Regions from separate parts of the Homo sapiens genome. Here region 2 is linked to region 1. Evidence: chromatin loops called from intact Hi-C (ENCODE). Cell type or tissue: PC-3. All regions are shown on one strand. Each heading gives the region's core, and the rest is flanking DNA. Links, peaks and the distances in the headings are about the cores only.

Region 1 (2,915 bases), core at 95-2,594:
GATCAGTGCTTGAGATATTTTAAAGACCCTGCACTTGATGCATCAGCTGGCACAACGCAGATCGATAAACTAGTTCATCTGATCTTGTGGCCCCCACTCAGGAACCGACTCAGCACAAGAAAGCAGCTGGGGTTTCATCTCCAACCCAACGGATCAGCACTCCCGACTCACTGCTTTCCCCTCCGCCCACCAAATTATCCTCTAAAACTCGGATCCTCGAATTCCCGGGGAGACGGCAAGATTTGATTTGAGTAATAGTAAAACTCCAGTCTCCCACACAGTCTGCTCTGGGTGAATTACTCTTTCTCTATGTCAATTCCCCTGTCTTGATAAATCGGTTCTGTCTATACAGCAGGCAAGGTGAACCTATTGGGCAGTTACGATATCTCTCTGAAAACAAGTCACTATTTTTTGTTTGTTTTTGTTTTTGTTTTGTTTTTGAGACAGAGTCTCTCTCTGTCGCCAGGCTGGAGTGCAATGGTGCGATCTCGGCTCACTGCAACCTCCGCCTCCCGGGTTCAAGCTATTCTCCTGCCTCAGCCTCCCAAGTAGCTGGGATTACAGGCAAGCGCCACCACGCCCGGCTAATTTTTTGTATTTTTAGTAGAGACAGGGTTTCACCATGTTAGCCAGGCTGGTCTCGAACTCCTGACCTCAGGTGATCCACCCGCGTCCGCCTCCCAAAGTGCTGGGATTACAGACGTGAGCCACCGCGCCCGGCTTCAGTCACTAACATTTTTACTGACTCTTCTGGCACCATGATTAACCCCGACACGCACTATCGCATGCAATTCTCACAACCCCATGAGGTAGGTATTATTATTGCTCCTAGCTTACAGATAAAGAGACAGAGTTTAAGAGGTTTAGCCACGCTACGGGGCTGCTGGGAGCCCGGCAGTCTGGCCACAGGAGGTCGGTTTCACGGAAGGGCAGGATGTGGCGGCATCTCCTGAATTTAAGGAGTCTTGGGGGCGCGGTGCTTCTCTGTCATTGGGCAACTCATTTTAGCCTCTTGGGGTTTCAGTTCCTCAACTGAGAACAAGGAATTTAGGTTGAAATGAACATGCTGGAAAGCTTTCAAGAATTGCACACGTGAAATGCTCTTTGCGTGTCTCCCGGTCTCCCACCCGCCCCCGACACAGAGGCGCAGGAGTAACCCTGCTCCCTTCCGCGTCCTCGCCCCACCACGAGCTGCGCATTCTTCTCGCCCCCTCAAGTGGCCGAGCTCAGATTGCAGTTACTTAGGTCTAAAAAAATAAGGAAAGGCTGCCCCCTGCTGCCCACATGGATGCATGACCCCAACCTGATACCTGCCTAACTGGTCTTCCTAGCTTTTATGGAAAAAACGCTGCATATGAGCTTGGGCATACCGTCCAGAGAGGCAAAACTGGGACAAACTCCATCGGAATTCTAAAAAACCATGATGCCAAGACAGAGTGGCATTATTATTTATAAGGCCAGTAGGGATGAGGGCCCCCACTAGGTGATTAAAAGACACTAACTTAGAGGATGAATTATTGATAAGTAAACGAGGTGAGTAAGGCAGGAAAACATGCAGAAATAGATCAAAATAAACTGAATATTTCAATTAGGAAAGGTACTGGCAAGAGGCTTTGACACAATCCAATGGATGAAAGCAATCAACTTTTTTTTTTTTTTTTTTTTGACAGAGTCTCACTCTGTCGCCCAGGCTGGAGTGCAGTGACTCAATCTCGGCTCACTGCAACCTCCACCTCATGGGTTCAAGCGATTCTCCTCCCTCAGCCTCCCGAGTAGCTGGGACTACAGGCGCACACCACCATGCCCGGCTAATTTTTTTGTATTTTTAGTAGAGACAGGGTTTCACCGTGTTAGCCAGGATGGTCTCGAACTCCTGACCTCATGATTCGCCCTCCTCGGCCTCCCAAAGTGCTGAGATTACAGGCGTGAGCCACTGCACCTGGCTGCAATCAACTTTTTATGCAGGCATTTGGTAGCATGTTGCGAGGTCCATCACTATTAATGCCGTGAATATACCAAATCCTCTTTTTCTTTCTTCCCTAAGTTCTAAGGGCCATGCCCTGGCACCAAACTTATGGCAGTCCTAGACTACCCTCTGATGTTCACCATGGCTTACCTCTGCCCTGTTCTAGTTGGGGACAAGCTGTGGGTCCCAAGCCTGGCATTGTAACAGAAACGCCCAGGGTAATTTTCTGTTTGTTTATTTAAATAAATAAATAAGTAAACTCAGTCTTGGAGATTTTAACTCAATAGGTCATGAAGACTACTCAGAAATCTACATTTTTCACAGTTGTCCAAGTGATTAAGTCCTCACTGAGCAAATTCAGGACAAGGAAACAACTTCTTACATAAATTCTACATAACTTCATACATAACTTCACACATAAACTTCTTTGGCAAAAAAAATGACTTTGTAAATTAAACAAGTAGGTTTTTAAAGTAGCATATTTTATTTAAAGCCAAATTTTCTTGATTTTTAAAATTAACTTAAGTTTGACTTTCAATAGACAATAGAGCTATATGACTCTAAAATGGAAACAACCCAGTAACGTTGACACTGGGAAATGTAACTTTTACTTCCGCTCTGTTTCTGTCTACTCCACCCATTCTTTCTTTTCTTTTTTTTTTTTTTTTTTTTTTTTTTTGTTTTGATAGAGTCTCACCGTGTCGCCCAGGCTGGAGTACAGTGGCGTGATCTTGGCTCACTGGAACCTCCGCCTCCTGGGTTCAAGTGATTCTTCTACCTCAGCAGCCTCTCAAGTAGCTGGGATTATAGTCACCTGCCACCACGCCCAGCTAATTTTTTTTTTTTTTTTTTTTTGTACTTTCAGTGAAGATGGGGTTTTGCTGTGTTGGTCAGGCTGGTCTCGAACTCCTGGCCTCAGGTGATCTGCCTGCCTTGGCCTTCCAAAGTG
Region 2 (2,915 bases), core at 293-2,792, 220 kb after region 1:
ATTGAAGATCTGTCATTACATAAGACAAAGGGTATGTGTGTTATTATTTATTTTAGATTGGTCCATCCTCTCACCAGGAGCTCAGGCAGCTGTTAAACTCTGGAAAGAGGGCCTAAAAAAGATAGGGGTATGGATAATGGAAGCCCTGCATAAATTCTAAGCAAAGTGGCAGAAAGCACTTTCTAACCCACCATCCTGCCTCGAGGGAGGGCAAAGACTGATGTTAATGTCTTTGCTGACCTCTTCTGGCAAATCTGAAGTTAGCCAGAAGATGGAAGATTTGATTGGTTATTTTTTTCACTTCGATTTCATATGATCACAAAGTCCCTGGGTTTGCCTGATTCGCCTGTTTGAAAAGATTTTTCAATATCCCAGAAGTTGTTTTTAAAGTCCACACTTTCTTTAACCTCTCAGTATTCTTCTTTTCTTCCTCCTCTTTTATAAAATATTCAAAGCTTTATCTCCCTTCCTTCTCTCACATTTTTGGCTGTTCAAATATCTCTTATCCACCATTATCTTCCCCAATTGACTTTATTTCTGAGCTCCAAATTCATGCAGTCCTTGGAAACAGGGCAAATAAATGGGAAGTCAGTTTGCATGTGAAAACTGATCAGCTTGGCTGGAACAGTTTCAGTGGACAGTGGCAAGGAGAATCCAACTTGCTGCGGATTAAAAAAAAATGCATGGGAAGTATGGAAATAATAACAGTGGGTATGTACTTGTATTTCAAAAGCTTTGCAGGAAAGGAGATATAAGATTGGATGGTAACGTAATGGTTAAACAAGGATAAGAAAAGGGCATTCGTTCATTCATTCACTCATTGTTTAGGGTGTGCAGTGGCCCTGCAAATGCCCCTCTCACATCTCTAACGACAGGGAGCATAGCTGACTGGCAGCCCTAGCTGCTATGCTCCAAAATCCTTCTCATGTCTTAGTTAGGTCATGCTTCCCACAGACTGCTCCTAGCTAATGACTGTGGCTGGCAGGGAGCCACTCAGGTAAGCAATGTAAACTCAAGAAGAACTCGGTGCACTTGTTGGACTTTGTTAGAGCTGCACTGCAATCGCAGACTCTTCCACTCAGTCTTCCCACCTTGACTCTCTCCTTCATAATGCTCACGCCCCCATCACTATCTGATGGCTCTCGCTGCCTTCCCAATGCCAGGCTTCTTCCTTCTTCTCCCTCTGTATTTTCCCAAAGAAATTGCTCAGACTTCTGATCCTGCTGGGTGTCTCCTTCTTGGAAGACTCAGCCTACCACAGAGTGGAATAGCCTGGAGCAGGTTTGTAGGGTAAGAGTAGAGGTGAGAAAAGAGTGCTTTACTTCCCATTTCTCAATTGCAGATTTCTTCCCAAATTTTCTAGTCTTTGTCTGTCTGCCAGACTGGTGTGCTGCTGTCTTGCTACACCTTCCCGTCTTTGCATTTTCCTGATGTGACCCTTTACCTTGTCCCAATTCTGAACTTTCTATCTAGCTTTCAACCTAGGTAGACCAAAGGCATCTGAGCAACATCGGTGTACTCCGAGGAAGGCAGCCATCTTCTCCTAGGGTTTTGTTTCGGCTGCTGAAATATTGCCCTCTTGTGGTTGCCTCTATAATGACATATGAAAATTAACATTTTCATATGTCATAGAATTTCAAGGCCACAAGAAATAGGCATTTAGTACCAAAATAATTTAAAGAAGTGCCAGACACAGATCTGTAAGACATTAAAAATGCCATGACAATCCATTGGCCTTTGTTTCACCAGCAACCCATGCTATAAAGAAAAAGAGTGTTTACTAGAGGGAGGAAATTCACGGGAGTAGAGTTTTATAGCTCCTTCTCCCACATGCCCTAGGCAAGGAAAGGCCGTCTCCAAGAGGCTTAGGTCCTTTACTTATCCTATAGAAGTTAGGTCTGTTTCTTAGCCACTTCCTGGTTGAACACAAAGTCCCAGAAGACCCACCCTGGTGCCCCTAGGGGAGTGACATGGTGAGAGAAACTCAGGAAGCAATGTAGCCAAACCCAGGTTCAGCTGCTCACTGCTCAAAAGCCCAGCATGAGACACGAATTGGTGGGAGGAAAAGCATGTTCATTCGGAGAGCCAGCAAACCGAGACGATGATGGAATTGCATCTTAAAGTACCATCTTAAGTCGGTACAAATTGTACCCTTTTTATGTTAATGCTGGAGGAGGAGGAGGGGGTTGGGATGGAGAGGTGACCAATGACCTCAGACATCCGGGCACCAGCGAGGGTCTGAGGAGGCGGGGAACTTTCTTGTCTTCGGTCAGGTCATGATGCTCCTATAAATCTTTAACAAAACTTCATGCAATTGTTTACATAAGTCTCCTTTAATCCCAGAGTTAGTTTTTAAAACTACATGATTGCCGTTTTTGCGTAATATCTCAGTGCTCTAAAATTATCCTAGCCTACATGCAGGCATGGGTAAAGGTCCCTGAAACAAAAATGGAGTTAGTTATGTTAGTTCTCTTGCTGTTTCACTGTTACAGCAATGAACACCTACCTTCAGAGTCTGAGAGAGCAAAGAGTCCTCTTGCCTTATTAGTGGGAAGTTATGATAGCAAGCTGGTATTCCTATCATTGATAGGGCAAAAGGGGCCACGTGGATGCCATGGGAATGATGAACCTTGGTGAAGGTTCCTGGCCCAAAAGTGGTACCTCCTCAAATGAGACCCCAGCACTGAGAGGCTGTAAGTTTAACAAGCACAGGAATTGAAGGGGATCACAAGGCAATGTGAAATGCAGGTGTTCCTACAAGGTATCTAAAGAATCCACAAATGCACCCAGTAAGAAAGATACCGTTTGGATGCTTGCCCCGCAAAAGGGCATCAGCAGCTAGGGATGGGACAAACAGCTCCAGGCAAGTGAAGAGACATCATCCCCTTCCCCTTGACCTCCTCTTCCCTGTCTTA

Evidence for each region. A loop is a pair of places that touch in the nucleus more often than their neighbours do. Peaks named below come from ENCODE experiments on the same cell type or tissue, not always from the same donor. Only the 100,000 strongest peaks of a DNase experiment are listed, where the experiment ranks them.
Region 2: a loop joins it to region 1, with 11 times the contacts of the local background. A loop is called at or near these places in 4 of 110 quality-filtered maps.

What each region holds. Positions count from the first base shown.
Region 1 is chr7:142,782,230-142,785,144 of GRCh38, forward strand. It overlaps TRB. Among named protein-coding and RNA genes, the nearest start is that of PRSS2, 13 kb to the left of the region's middle. In PC-3, for the core only: CTCF peaks have their summits at 1,256 (motif pointing left) and 2,119; a DNase peak (open chromatin) is centred at 1,272; H3K4me3 peaks cover 519 bases; H3K27ac peaks cover 355 bases.
Region 2 is chr7:143,002,067-143,004,981 of GRCh38, forward strand. No RefSeq gene overlaps it. Among named protein-coding and RNA genes, the nearest start is that of OR9A2, 24 kb to the right of the region's middle. In PC-3, for the core only: CTCF peaks have their summits at 1,572 (motif pointing left) and 1,777; no DNase peak of the experiment used is centred there; H3K4me3 peaks cover 1,274 bases; H3K27me3 peaks cover 435 bases.